Linked DNA regions of Homo sapiens: region 2 is linked to region 1. A link is a loop called in an ENCODE intact Hi-C map of the cell type or tissue named here. Cell type or tissue: heart left ventricle. All regions are shown on one strand. Each heading gives the region's core, and the rest is flanking DNA. Links, peaks and the distances in the headings are about the cores only. Region 1 overlaps AFAP1L2 (actin filament associated protein 1 like 2). Region 2 overlaps LOC124902508 (translation initiation factor IF-2-like).

Region 1 (5,338 bases), core at 332-5,331:
GGCATTCAACATTACCTCTACTCCCTCAGCTGTGGAGGGGGTACCAGCCCTGCCTCACAGTTCTGGTGCCCATCTCACAGTGTTCCAAGAGATCTCCCTCCCTGCTGGGGGGGCCACTGGCTGAGTCCTAGATATGTCACTCGAGGTGGAAGACCCAGACAGAGCACTTAACTTCCCTGAACCTTATTTCCTCATCTGTAAAGAGGAAAAGAGCAGCATCTTCCCATAAGGTGGTTAGGATTCAAGGAGATCATCTGCAGGAGGTCCTCAGCTCAGCACAGGGTTCAGTGCCCAAAACGTGGAAGTTGCCATCGGTGTGATCATCCCACTCAACAACCGATTTGGACCTGGAAGCCTACTGGTACCTCCACTCCCAATCCCACCACCACACCCCTAGCCCTGACGAGAGGGGTTCACCGGTGTTTCATCTAGATAAGTCCCCAAGCCAAGCAAACTGCACAGCCTCACATATAGGAGACAGCCTTGTTGCACTTAGGTGTCTGCACTACTGGCCTGGTAGGTGACTCAGAACCCACTCATCTCATCTCAGGGATACTCTAATGATCTCTGGCATCCAGGTGTTGAGGTTGGTAGGAGGAGGGCCTGGAGAGGCCCAGGCCACTGCCTGGCCGGGTCCTTACCGCAGCTGTGAGCTCTGACAGGTCCACGTCGTCATACAGCTCCTCCTGGCGGTCCTGGCTAGGCAGGCCATCGATGTAAGTGTTGGGCTCTGAGAACTTTCTCTGCATCAGTCTGGAAACAGGGCGAGGTGGCACACATGAAGCAGCCGGGGCAGGGTGGTGAAAGCACCAGACTCCAAGGATTCCCAGTGAGGAGTGGTTGCCGTGAAAGTGGTGGCCACACAAGAGATCTGGGGGCTGACACTCACCTCCATGGATCTGAGGGCACCTCCTCCCTCTTTTCCCAGTGCCTTCTTCCTGAAATTCTTGGTTCGAGATTTTCCTCCCAGAAAGACAAGCTTCCCTTGCCCATACGCCTCGTCCTAGGATCCCTTTGCCATCTTCTCCCCCATTCCTCCCTTCTAGGATCTCCTTCCAGCAACCACAACAAAAAACCCCTTCTCATTTCATCTTCACAATACACTTGGGGTGGCGCAGGCCAGACACTATCCCCGTTTGGTCCATGAGAAAACTGATTCTGTTTCAGTGGCTCAGCCGGCTTCCACGAGACTGGCTCTACCACCCTGACCAGAGAACGCCCTCTCCCTCAGCCCTAGTTTGCTCATCTGGAAACAGAAGCACCACCCCCTGACCTGCTTTTCTCCAGGGTGTGCTGGAGACCCAGTGAGGGATTCACCAGAAGGACAAGTAGGAGGTCAGGAAAGGTGACAGCTCTGCCTGGAGGAGCTGGAGAGTCTAACTGCCTCTGAGGATGCCAAAGCTGCCCCCGGGGCCCGAAGCCTGGCTCGGCTCCTTGCTCTTAGCTCAGCTCCTGGCTCTTGGCCGGGCCTCCCTGAGGGCTACTCCTTGGCTTCACATTTTCCTGCTGCTGGGCAGAGTGGGGTGGGACCCTGTGCTCCCTGCTGCCCCTGACTCTGGCTGACCCAGGGCCTACAGCATGGCCAGGAATAAGAGAGTGTACGGAGGAAGGGTCCAAATTACTCACAAGAGAGAGTTTTTGGCCGCACTCACAATACAGGAGACCCTATCGGCATCCACATAGTCGTAGGTGAACTCTTCTGGGTCTGTCTTGGAGCCTGACTCAGAGAGCAGGAGACCCAGCCAGTGGCCCATTTCCTCGGAAGACTTGGCCTGGAACGAGGCCAAGAGAGACATAAGCAGGGCCAGGCAGTGCTGCCTGGTGCCAGCCCCTCCCCACCAGGCCATGACCGTACCCCTACCCCTGAGCCTGCCCACGAAAGCCTCTGTAACAGCCCGGGGCTGTGCTTCTCCTGTTCACCAGCCTATCCCACCCCCCAGTGGCCCCAGATAATATTTCCTGTCGTCAGTGACATCTTGATGCCACCTCAATAATGCTGTGGACTTTTGTCCCAAGGGCCATATGAGATGTATATACATTGTGTTTCTAGGAGGTGAAAACTTATCACCAGGTGGTCACTATTAAAAACTGTTAGTGACCACCTGTTAATTAATAGTTTTTAAAATGATTAAAAAATTGTATGTCTTTTAAGTTGACACTTGTATTTTATGAACAATGCATGTCATTCCCCCAATCCCATATACAACAAGACTTCCTGGATCCCCAAGAAATAACAACATTCAAATTTATTTTGTTCATGGCTTCAGTAAAGTCGGGACATCTTTTAAATACCTTACACTAGCTCAGCTGCTAAATCATCATCAAAATCCCAGTGAATTTGGTATTTTTTTTTCCAGGGGACAATGCATTCTAATCAAATGCATCCATTGGGTACCTCAATTAAAATGTCCACACTGTTTCTTACCTTTATAATGAGAAAAAACTGCCCATTTAATCAAAGCTATAGGTTTATTTTGATGAGGAAAATCAGCCCCCTTTGGTATAACCCATAGCTCCATCACGTTTGCTGCTACATTCTCTTCATCAAAGAGGCCGTGATGAGCAGAATTTGACATTTAGTTGGTTTCCTTTTCCCAGTTTTTTTTTATTTTAAAGACAGAATCTTGTTCTGTCGCCCAGGCTGGAGTGCAGCGGTGGGATCTTGGCTCACTGTAGCCTCTGCCTCCCGGCTTCAAGCAATTCTCCTGTGTCAGCCTCCCAAGTAGCTGGGACTACAGGCGCCCACCACCACACCCAGCTAATTTTTGTATTTTAGTAGAGACAGGGTTTCACCATGTTGGCCAGGCTGGTTTCAAACTCCTGACCTCGGGTGATCCACCTGCCTCAGCCTCCCAAAGTGCTGGGGTTACAGGCGTGGGCCATCATGCCCGGCCCCCACTTAGTTTCAACTGGATTCTAAATACAGCTTTTCATGGGCCTCCCCTAGTCCAGGCTGCGTCTCTGCCCTGGACAGCTGCGACAGCTTCCTAGCAGGTCCCTTCTTGCCCCCTCCGATCCACTCCCACCCCAGTAGCTGGAGGAAGCATCTCAAAACCCCGATCTGAGCTTGCCGCCCTCCCCTGAAAGCCATCAGGGCTCCGTTGCTCCTAGGATCAAGCCCTGTCCCTCCCGCTCCAGCCTGTCACCCAGACCCCAGTACAAGTCTATAGCACCCTCCCCACTTCTTTCCAGCCATTGTAGCCCAGCGATTGGCTGGGTAATTTGCTGAATAACATCACACTCCCAAACTAGGATGTAAGTGCCACAAGGACGGAGTCCATATTGCTCTTGTCCACCATATTCCTGTGCTGAGAAGATGTCTGTTGATGGGGAACCTCTGAATGGATGAATATAAGCTACAAGCTGGACCCTGGGAAGCAATTGCGATGTGGGTCTTTCAGCCACCAGAGGGCAGGATTGGAGCAAAGTTTGGATGAGGACCTCCACATCAAAGACTAAGTGAACGGACATTCACGGGCAAGTGTGTGCTTCCATGCGTGGAAGGGACTCGGTCTCCGCCTGCCGCAGCTTGCAAAGCGTTATGTCACTTCTTATTTTTGTAAACGTAACATCACATCAAAGGGAGGATGGGGAGCGAGAGGAATGTAATTGTATCACAAAGCGAATTTTTTCCCCCAGATAAGCTCTAACAGTGTGGTTTTTACGTACTGGGCCTAGAGGCTCTCCCAGCTGGTGATACCCAAACAAAACAACACCCACTTTGAATCCCCAGCAGCTTTTCCAGTAGCTCAGAGAACTAAAAATACTCCTTCTGCCCTAAGTGCAGGAAGTAGCGCATGGTTCCACTCTTATAACGCAACTACTCTGAGGTCAGAAAAGGAATGGAAATTTTTAAAAATGCAAACAATCTCAGGCAAACGAAGTAAAAATAACACGCGGGGACATTGATTCTCCCTTAGTAGCATTACAGTCCTGGAGACTGGCAGCAAACAGCCACCACCGCCACACCCTGGCTGGCCCTGCTCCCCCTGCAGGCCGGCGGTACCTCAAGCTTGGCCAGCTCCTCGCCCTTGTGGAGGATGCGGAAGGAGTAGAGGTGGTCGGGGCTGGGGTCTGGGACCACCTCGCAGCCCACCAGGCTGAGGGGTTGCTGGGCCACCTTGCTCCGGTTCCGGTCCTGGTAGAAGTGCAGGTGATTGTCCCTGACAGAGCACCAGCGAGACTTCCACTGGCTGTTCACCAGCACGTTCAGGTAACCTGCAGGAGGAAGTGCAGATGCAGGAGGGGACAGGGCTGCAGGAGGGGACGCAGATGCAGGAGGGGGCGGGGCTTCGGGAGGGCACACAGATGCAGGAGGGGGCGGGGCTGCGGGAGGGGAAGCGGATGCGGATGCAAGAGGGGACTGGGCTCCAGGAGGGGACGCAGATGCAGGAGGGGACCGGGCTGCAGGAGGGGACGCAGATGCAGGAGGGGACTGGGCTGCAGGAGGGGACTGGGCTGCAGGAGGGGACGCAGATGAAGGAGGGGGCGGGGCTGCGGGAGGGCATGCAGATAAAGGAGGGGGCGGGGCTGCGGGAGGAGACGTGGATGTGGGAGGGCACGCGGATGCAGGAGGGGATGCGGACGCAGGAGGGGACGGAGCTGCAGGAGGGGTCGCGGATGCAGGAGGGGACTGGGCTGCAGGAGGGAGCGGGGCTGCAGGAGAGAGCGGGGCTGCAGGAGGGGACGGCGCTGCAGAAGGAGATGCAGATGCAGGAGGGGACGCAGATGCAGGAGGGGACGCAGGTGCAGGAGGGGACGCAGATGCAGGAGGGGACGGGGCTGCAGGAGGAGATGCAGGAGGGGGTGCAGGTACAGGAGGGGTTGGGGCTGCAGGAGGGGACACAGATGCAGGAGGGGGCGCAGATGCAGGAGGCGACGGGGCTGCAGAAGGAGATGCAGATGCAGGAGGGGATGCAGATGCAGGAGGAGATGCAGATGCAGGAGGGGATGCAGGTGCAGGAGGGGACGGGGCTGCAGGAGGGAGCGGGGCTGGAGGGGACGGGGCTACAGGAGGAGATGCAGATGCAGGAGGGGGTGCACGTACAGGACTGGTCGGGGCTGCAGGAGGGGACGCAGATGCAGGAGGCGTCGGGGCTGCAGGAGGGGAGGCAGATCCAGGAGGGGACGCGGGTGCAGGAGGGGACGCGGGTGCAGGAGGGGGCGCAGGGGCAGGAGGGGACGCGGGTGCAGGAGGGGACACAGGTGCAGGAGGGGACGGGGCTGCAGGAGGAGATGCAGATGCAGGGGGGGTGCAGGTACAGGAGGGGTCGGGGCTGCAGGAGGGGACGCAGATGCAGGAGGGGACGCAGATGCAGGAGGGGACACAGATGCAGAA
Region 2 (9,864 bases), core at 2,399-7,398, 500 kb after region 1:
ATCTGGAATGATTTTTTTTTTGAGACAGGGTCTCACTCTGTTGTCCAAGCTGGAGTGCATGCAGTTGCATCATCTTGGCTCACTGCAACCTCTGCTTCCCAGGCTCAAGTGATTCTCCAGGCTCAGCCTCCTGAGTAGCTGGGAATACAGGCATCAGCCACCACACCAGACTAATCTTCGTATTTTTGTAGAGATGGGGTTTTGCCATTTTGCCCAGGCTGGTCTCGAACCCCTGAGCTCAAAGCAATCCACCTGCCTCAGCCTACCAAAGTGCTGAGATTACAGGTGTGAGTCACCGCAGCCAGCCCAGAATAATGTTTTTAATGTAAAAAAAATTGAGTGTGTTTGTTCAAAACCCTCAAATGGCTTCTAGTTTCACTCAAAATAATATCCAAAATTCCTATGCCCTTACCTGATGGTAAGATCCTGTGACAGTCTTAATGGAGAGGATACTGCCATATCCTAGGAGATGTTTTGGAAATTTGTGGAGGACTATAGGATTCAGGAGACAGTATTCGACATCCTGTAATATACAGGAAAGTCCTATAAAAGTAAGAATTCTCTCTTGTCCTATATAACTTTTACATCTCTGGCAGGATATCCATGTAGGTGAAGAAACCATTTACTATTAGGTGAGTATTTAATATGCAATACAATTTCCAGGAATGCACCATTCTGTAAATTAAGGGGAAATGGTACATTATTTTTTGGAATATTACCAAAAGTTGCTCACTACTTTGGAAAATAATATTATTTTTGGCAACACCACTCTTATTATTTGCATCACCAGTATAACATACCTGAATACAGTTGACCCGTGAACAACATGGGGGTTAAGGGACAGTTGAAAATCCACATATAAGGCTGGGCATGGTGGCTAATACCTGTAATCCCAGCACTCTGGGAGGCCAAGGTGGGCTGATCATTTGAGATTAGTAGTTTGAGACTAGCCTGGCAACATGGTGAAGCCCCATCTCTACTAAAAATACAAAAATTAGCCAGGCATGGCGCATGCCTGTAATCCCAGCTACTTGGAAGGCTAAGACAGGAGAATTGCTTGAACCAGAAAGTGGAGGTTGTAATCAGCCGAGATCATGCCATTGCACTCCAGCCTGGGTGACAAGAGCAAGACTCCAACTCAATAAATAAAAAACAAAAAAAAAGAAAAGAAAAGAAAAAGAGAATCCACATAAAACTTTTGACTGCCCTGAAACTTAACTACTAATAGCCTACTGTTGACTAGAAGCCTTACCAATAATACAAACAGTTGATTAACACACATTTTGTATGGTATATATACATTACATACTGCATTCTTATAATAAAGTAAGCCAGAGAAAAGGAAATATCATTTAGAAAATGATGCCAGGGGTAGTGGTTCATGTTTGTAATCCCAGCAGTTTGGGAAGCTGAGGCGGGAGGATCACTTGACAACAAGAGTCCTAGACCAGCCTGGACAACATAGCAAAACCCTGTCTCTATTAAAAAAAAAATTTAAAACCAAGATCATCATAAGGAAAAGAAAATATATTTACCATGTATTAAATGGAAGTGGATCATCACAAAGGTCCTTGTCATCTTTACATTGAGTACGCGGAGGAAGAGAAGGGGTTGGTCTTGCTATCTCAGGAGAGGCAGAGGCAGAAAAAAATCCACATAAAAGTGGGCCCACACAGTTCAAACCCATGTTGTTTAACGGCCAACCGTATTTATAGCTGCCCCACCTATAGACATGCTGACTCCACATATAAACATCTGTTTCACCACATCCTTTACTGTAACTGAGTCTCTGTAGTTATGTGTTAAAACACTCATAATTGTATTCCACCAGCTCTAAATCCACCCTTGTAAATTCTGCTTTGTGGTCCGGGTCTGGGAGCCTGCAAACTGTTCCTTTTTTGCCAGGTAGTTCTCTGTTTGGTTCTGCCCATAGCGGGTGCTAGAGTAGAAGGCAGAAGCCGGGACTGCCTCTCCTGCTCTATGCTGTTCCCATCAGTGTTACCTCAGCAACAGCACTTTCCTCTGTGCAGTGTTGGCTCTAGTCTCTCACTTTTTTTGGCACTTCCAAAATTAGCTTTAAGGTGCCCCCTCTGAGGTACCAGTACCAGCAGGGCAGGACCTCTTCCTCAGGGATCTAAGTCCCGGCTCTGTGGGACCCTCCGCCGAGCCTCTAGTTTCTAAAAAACACAAACTTCTCTTCTTCCCTTTGTTCCCCTGGAAGTTTATGATTTCTGGACCTTGATGTCTGCCTGTCACTTTTTTTAAGCAAAAATCCCATGGAACTCTTTTTTTTTTTTTTTTTTTTTTTTTGAGATGGGGTCTCACTCTGTCACCCAGGCTGCAGTGCAGTGGCACTGCAACTTCTGCCTCCTGGGCTCAGGTGATCCTCTGCCTCAACCTCCTGAGTTGCTGGGACCACAGGTGCAAGCCACCATATCCAGCTAATTTCTTTGTGTGTGTGTGAGTGTGTAAAATAAAAATACATTTTGCCATGTTGGCCAGGCTGGTCTCAAACTCCTGACCTCAAGTGATCCACCTGCCTCGGCCTCCTAAAGTGCTGGAATTACAGGCATGAGCCACCGCGCTCAGCCCATAACACATTTCTTATATTAAATTCTCTCTGCTGAAATGACTAGTGTGGTTTCTGTTTCCTGAGTACACCCTAACCAATGTGGTACCTGGTGATAGAGTACTCCCAGGAAATAAACTCTCAAAAAATGGGATTTAGGATTGTTTGGTTATGTCTTCAACTTTGAAAGCAGTACTGAACTCTTTGTTAATTGGAAATTGGAAATTGGAATCTAATGGTCTGCAGATATGCAGGGCATATGAGGAACTAAATTATCACCTGTAGTGGTTTGTGTGAAGTTTCTACTGAAACAAGTGGCTTGAAAGACCAAGTGGCTATGGCACTTGATGGCTATGGTAGTAATAAAGACTGTAAGAATCATGGGGTGGATTCGCTGCTTCTGACTACACTAAAGAGAATACAGAAAAAAAAATAACACAATCAGGGTTAGTGTTTTTTGTTTTGTTTTGTTTTGCTTTTTGTTGTTGTTTTTTTTTAATGGAGTCTTGCAACGTTGTCCAGGCTGGCCTCAAACTCCTGTGCTCAGGGGATCCTTCCACCTCAGCCCCCTGAGTAGCTGAGATTACAGGTGTACAGCACTGCACCCAGCTTAAAACCAGGATTTTAAAGATTCATCTCAGGCTAGGCATGGTGGCTCACACCTGTAATCCCAGCACTTTTGGAGGCCGAGGCAGGTGGATCACTTGAGGTCAGGAGTTTGAGAGCAGCCTGGACAACATGGCGAAACCCCATCTCTTCTAAAAATACAAGAATTAGCCAGGTGTGGTGGCAGGTGCCTGTAATCCCAGCTGTTTGGGAGGCTGATGCAAGAAATCACTTGAACCAGGAGGTGGAGGTTGCAGTGAACCAAGATCAGGCCACTGCACTCCAGCCTGGGCAACAGGATGACACTCTGTCTCAAAAAAAAAAAGATTCATCTCAAATCACAAAGAACTACAGAGGATCCATGGTGGCCCTAAGATAATCTACTATCTTTTTTTATAGCTATAGAGTCAAACTTACTGAAAATCAGACTCAAAATTTAGTCGTCTGGGTTGCAAAATGATAACTTCAGTTGAATTCACAGACTTGTCATAAGACATGCTGTCTTATGTTATACTTATGACATTCAGAGGGAGTAGACCAGAGATTTGGAATGGGGTCCTCTTGGTGTAACTGAACAAAGTTGAAAATCTTTAACTCCCAAGTCTCTCCAAGCCTCTCTTGCAGGAAGAAACAGTCTAACCTCCTGCCGGACGCGGTGGCTCACACTTGTAATCCCGGCACTTTGGGAGGCCGAGGTGGGTAGATTATGAGGTAAAGAGATCGAGACCATCCTGGCTAACACGGTGAAACCCCGTCTCTACTAAAAAATACAAAAAATCATTTGGGCGTGATGGTGGGCACCTGCAGTCCCAGCTACTCGGGAGGCTGAGGCAGGAGAATGGCGGGAACCTGGGAGGCGGAGCTTGCAGTGAGCCGAGATCGCCCCACTGCACTCCAGCCTGGGCAACAGAGCAAGACTTGTGGGGTGGGGGGAGGGGGGAGGGATAGCATTAGGAGATATACCTAATGCTAAATGACGAGTTAATGGGTGCAGCACACCAACATGGCACATGTATACATATGTAACAAACCTGCACATTGTGCACATGTACCCTAAAACTTAAAGTATAATAAAATAAAAGAAAAAGAAAAAGAAACAGTCTACCCTCCTGTGTGTCTGAGGAGAAGAGGTTTCCTTAAAGATCCTGTATAGCTTAGGGAAGACGCCTTGCAAAGAGATGCCTATCCTTCTCAAGACCCCCCCTGACCACCCCTGAATGACTCTAGACTCATAACTGGAGTCAAATATCAGGATCCTCTAAGGAGATGAGTGTTAAGTTTAACCCAGGAAGACATAGCTTATATGCTGAAAGAATTTCCAGATTTTTCTAATATGTAGAGAGACTGGGAATTATGTAGAGAAAACCTAGGAAATATGTTAGAAATGAAGTTGACAAGTGTACTCGAAAAGGAAAGACATAAAATTAGATCATATCAAATGTACTCACATGAATGCATTTACAAGAGATTCTGGGTTTAAGGTGCGTGAACTAGCACAGCTGGAAGCGGCTCTAACACTTTGCTTGGTTGACTGATTGAACTTTGGGCTCAACGTTCTAAAAGTTGACCTGTTAGAATGTCCTTGGCATAGACATGGAGGAGTGTACCCACAGATCAGAGGAACAGAATGCGAAACTCGTTTATCATTTGCAACATGCATATCCATCCCCCATTATATCCTTCTGGAAGGCTAAGAAGGCACTCTGTTCATTTGCCATAAGAAATGCATTAATGAAGTGAGAGCAAGCATCCTTGAAAAGCTCCATGATGGTGAGATGATAGTAGGACAGGCTGCCAATGAGAGAGTGGAAACGATGGGATTCAGAAGAGATACAGGCCAAGTGGAAGCACTTAACTAACAGAAACATGGTAGAGGAAATAACTGTAATGACAGCAGAAAGTACTGGAATATAATCAAAATGTCTTAATCTAGCAGACTATGGATCATGATACATCTAGGAATGAAATAAATGGTCAGCCTACTGAAGTATCACTTGATCAATACAACAGTAAGAACTCTAGATCTGGTGGCTAGAAATCTGAGTCAAATTACATTAAAGTCTTGGCCTCTTACCAAGTTTCTAGATGTTAGGCAGCTCTTGAATCCAGGGTCTCTTGAGTGATGGGGAGGCTAGGTCCTCTTGAGGAAAGACTGTACAAAAATGTCAAAGGAATATACTATACACCTTCCTCCAAGTCATTCCCAAAGGGGCCTGTGGACATTTTTCTAAGGTTACCATACACTAGAGAAAGAACACCCCAGTCTTTTGAGAAATTCTAGACACTAGCCCTAAACTGATACCATTTCTTGAAGATCCATAATAATACTGTATTCCACCAAAGTGGTGAACTTACAATGTTCATGTAATAAATAGTATTTTGGCCTAAGTTCATCTACATGCCCATCCTATGGTGATTTCCCCAGTCTCTGGCTGTATAATTAGAATAGACATCCTTGGCAACAGGCAGAATCCCTGCAATGGTTCCTTGACTGGTGAAGTAAAGACTGTTATGGTAGGAAGGTTGACGTGGAAGCCCTTGAAACTTTTTCTTCCCATCAAAATCATAAACCAAAAGCAAAACTGCATCCCTGAAGGTAACTGCAGAGATTTATGCAAAAATTAAAGATGTGATACAGGTCTGGTGATTACTATTATATTCCCATTTATTTCACTGTCTGGCCTATACAGAAGGTAAATAGGTCTTGGAAAATGACTGTGAATAATCATATACTTAATCAAGTGGTAACTCCAACCTCAATTGTTGTTCTACTCTGTTTTCTTTATTGAAGCAAATCAACAGAGTCCCAGCACCTGGCATGTAGCTATTGCTCTGGCAAGTGCTTTTTATTCTCTATTACCAATTTGCGAGGACCACTAGAAGAAATACGGTTTTTAGGGGCATCTTATGATTTTATCTTAGGGCTATGCCAACTTTCCTGCTGTCAGCATTTTTTTTTTTTTTTTTTGAGACAGGCTAGAGTGCAGTTGCATGATCTCAACTCACTATAACCTCTGCCTCCCGGGTTCAAACGATTCTCCTGCCTCAGCCTCCCAGGTAGCTGGGTCTACAGGCATGAGCCACCATGCCTGGCTAATTTTTGTATTTTTAGTAGAGACAGGGTTTCACCGTGTTGGCCAGGCTGGTCTTGAACTCCTGACCTCAAGTGATCCACCCGCCTCAGCCTCCCAAAGTGCTGGGATTTACGGGTGTGAGCCACTTTGCCCAGCCTCCTGCTGTCAGCTTTAATCTCGTCTGCAGAAATTTCGATCATCTTGACACTCTATAGAACGTCACAATGATCTACTGCATTATGCTAATTTTACCTAATAAGCAAAGTGATGGCATTATTCTGATTGGACTTAATAAGCAGAAAGTAGCAAACACCTTAGATGTCTTATTAAGGCACACTAGAGACAGAGGGTTGAAGGAAACCTCCATGGGTATTCCAAGGCCTACGCTGAATTTCTAGGGATTCAGTGGTTTGGAACACGTCAGGATATCTCCTTCAAAATGAAATATAAGTTACTATACCTCGTATTGTGTATTACTAAAAAGAAGACACAATGATTTGAGGGCTTTCTTGAATTTTTGGAGATATTATGTGCTATTATTGTACGCCACTCCAACCCATTTTCCCAGTTGCCTATAAGGCTGTTGGTTCTGAGTAGAGAATAGAGCAAAAGAAGGTTATGGAGTAGATCCAGGATGTAATGCAGGCTGCCTTGCCCATTGGGCTTGATGACTCAACAGAGCCAGTGATGCTCAGTGTCTGTGGCATACAGGGATGTTATATGGAGTCTATGACAAACCCCAGTAGGAAGGTCCACAGGTCTCTGGAGCAAAGCCACACCCTCTTCTACTATAATGATTCCTATTTTGAGAAAAAGCTCCTGTATTACCACTAGGCCTAAATATGGGACATTAAGTAATCGTGCAACCCAAGCTGCCATCATGAACACTGGTATCTGACCCACCAAAGCATAATGTTGAATATGGATAACAGCAATCCTTCATTCAGTGGAAACAGCATATAAGAAATTAGGCTCAAGTAGGTTCAGAATGTACAAGTTGCATGAGCAAGTGACTCAATATCTTACAACACTTACTCCTGAGGTCTTGCTGCCTCTCCTTCAGTCCATGCCTATGGTCTCATGAGAGGATTCTTCTTCATCAGCTAAGAGGAAAAAAACTAAGGCCTGGTTTACAGATACTGCTTCATGACATGCTGGCACCAACCAGAAGAGGACTCCTGCAACGTTTCAACACCAAGGAGTGTCCTTAAAAAAGAAGAGAGAAATAAAATCCTCCCAGTGGGCAAAACATCAAACAGTACATTTGGTTGTTTTGCTTTTTCTGGGCCAAGAGATGGTCACAGATATGGATCTATAGTGATTCATGAAGAGTATGAAATAAGACTGGAATGTCTTCTGCCAGAAAGCAAGAAAATGCTCAAAGAAGGATGGTGACATGTGAAAAAAAAAAGCCAGCCATCCTGGAGGGACTCCCACTGGCTAAAATTTGAATATCAAATAATAACATGAAGACAAAGAAGAGGAAGAGTGCAGTGGCTCACGCCTGGAATCCCAGCACCTTGAGAGGCTGAGGCAGGCAGATCACTTGAGGTCAGGAGTTTGAGACCAGCCTGGACAATATGGTGAAACCCCATCTCTACTAAAAATACAAAAAAAAAATTAGCCAGGTGTGGTGACATGCACCTGTAATTCCAGCTACTAGGGAGGCTGAGGCAGGAGAATTGCTTGAACCTAGGAGGCAGAGTTTGCAGTGAGCTGAGATTGAGCCATTGCCCTCTAGCCTGGGTGACATAGAGAGACTCCATCTCCAAAAAAAAAAAAAAAAAATGACAAAGAAGAAAAAATAATAGTAACGGTTTATAACCCCTTGATTAAAACAAGAAACTGTAAGTCCGTAGTGATAGAATTAAATTGAAAGTTTGACAAAGGACAGGATACTTACATACATAGGAAAAGTGTAATTTAACAGTGGAGAAGTCTGGCGGTCTCCACTTTAACCAAGATATCAAATTGAAAATAGGTGGCCAGGTGTGGTGGCTCACGACTGTAATCCCAGCACTTTGGGAGGCCAATGAGGGCAGATCACTTGAGGTCAGGAGTTTGAGACCAGCCTGACCAACATGGTGAAACCCCATCTCTACTAAAAATTAAAAAAAAAAAATTTAAAAATTAGCCAGGTGTGGTGACACATACCTGTAATCCCACCTATTTGGGAGGCTGATTGAGAAGAATCGCTCAAATGCAGGAGACAGAGGTTGCAGTGAGCTGAGATCATGCCATTGCACTCCAGCCTGGGTGACAAGAGCAAAACTCCATCTCAAAAAAAGAAAGAAAGAAGGAAAGAAAATAGGTGCCACCTGATGGGATGTACAGGAAGAAAATGTTTCTCTCTGATAGGCCTTCCAGGAATGCACATCTGAATCTAATTATGAGAAAACACTGGGAACCTAAATTAAAGGCCATTTGACAAAATAACCAGCCTATAATCTTCAAGAATGTCAAGTCATGAAAGTCAAGGAAAGACCAAGAAACTGTTCCAGACTGAAGGACACTAAAGAGGCATGACAACTAAATATACCATGGGATTCTGAACTGGATCCTTTTACTATAAAGGATATTGAAACAACTGGTGAAATATGAAGTGGGGTCTGCAGATCAGATAACAGCAATTTCAACATTGATACTGATTTCAATACACAGATGCTGGTTATTGTAGTGCGTTGAATGGTGGCCCCCGAAAAGATATGTGTTCATCTTAATCTCTGAAACCTGTGACCTCATTTGAAAAAAGTATCTTTGCAGATGTAATTAACTTAAGAATCTTGAGATGAGATCATTCTGGATTATCTAGGTGAGCTGTAAATCCAGTGACAAGTGTCCTTATAAGAGACACACAGAGAAGAGAAGACGCAAGATGAGAATGCCACGTGAAGAGGGGGGCAGAAATTAGAGCGATGCAGCCACAAGCCAAGGAGTGCTTGGAGCTACCAAAAGCTGGAATGGGCAAGGAAGGATCCTCCCCTGGAGCCTTGGGGCTTAGGGGAGGCACAGCCCTGCTGACACCTTCATTTCAGATTTCTGGCCTCCAGACTATGAGAAAATAAATTTCTGTTTTTTTAAGCCATCAGGTTTGTGGTAATTTGTTATGATGGCCCCAGGAAACTAATATAATTGCATTGCGGTTACGTCAAAGAATGTTCTTGTTTGCAGGAAATACACACTAAAGTACATAGGAGTGATAGACATAATGTCAGCAGCTTACCCTCAAACAGTTCAGGTGTTTTGAACTGTATTTACACCTCTATTATAATTTTTAAATTGTTTTGAAATTTTAAAACTATTTTAAAACATTACTAGAGCAGTTGCCAGATCATGGAGGTTAGCAAGATTGCAATTTCCCAAGACCACTCCAAGCCATGCCTTGGTGATGGCCCAGACTCCAAAGGATATGGGAATCACAGAGTATAAATAAAGAGTAATAAATCAAGTGTTGGAGTTTGCCTTCCAATATGTGTCTGCAATTCTAGACTATGCAAAAATTTATTCAAGCCATCCTAAGAAACCTCCTCTCGAGGGAGATAATGTGAGACTAGTGACCCAGTGTTGCGAAGACCTATTTCTCCCCCCAAGACATTCTTTACCAGATATTACTTT

The links. Peaks named below come from ENCODE experiments on the same cell type or tissue, not always from the same donor. Only the 100,000 strongest peaks of a DNase experiment are listed, where the experiment ranks them.
Region 2: a loop joins it to region 1, with 2.3 times the contacts of the local background. A loop is called at or near these places in 14 of 110 quality-filtered maps.

The regions. Positions count from the first base shown.
Region 1 is chr10:114,300,713-114,306,050 of GRCh38, forward strand. It overlaps AFAP1L2 (actin filament associated protein 1 like 2), which reads right to left. Exons shown (of 19, transcript NM_001001936.3): 11 at 4,007-4,218; 12 at 1,627-1,772; 13 at 642-753. Among named protein-coding and RNA genes, the nearest start is that of VWA2, 64 kb to the left of the region's middle. RefSeq lists a silencer at 4,257-4,306. In heart left ventricle, for the core only: CTCF peaks have their summits at 3,386 (motif pointing right) and 4,004 (motif pointing left); DNase peaks (open chromatin) are centred at 3,442, 4,030 and 4,299; H3K4me3 peaks cover 986 bases; H3K27ac peaks cover 962 bases.
Region 2 is chr10:114,799,769-114,809,632 of GRCh38, forward strand. All of the region lies in intron 1 of LOC124902508 (translation initiation factor IF-2-like), which reads right to left. It also overlaps a transcript of ABLIM1 not described here and the pseudogene TAF9BP2. Among named protein-coding and RNA genes, the nearest start is that of FHIP2A, 17 kb to the right of the region's middle. RefSeq lists enhancers at 1,826-2,025, 2,046-2,135. In heart left ventricle, for the core only: no CTCF peak of the experiment used is centred there; no DNase peak of the experiment used is centred there.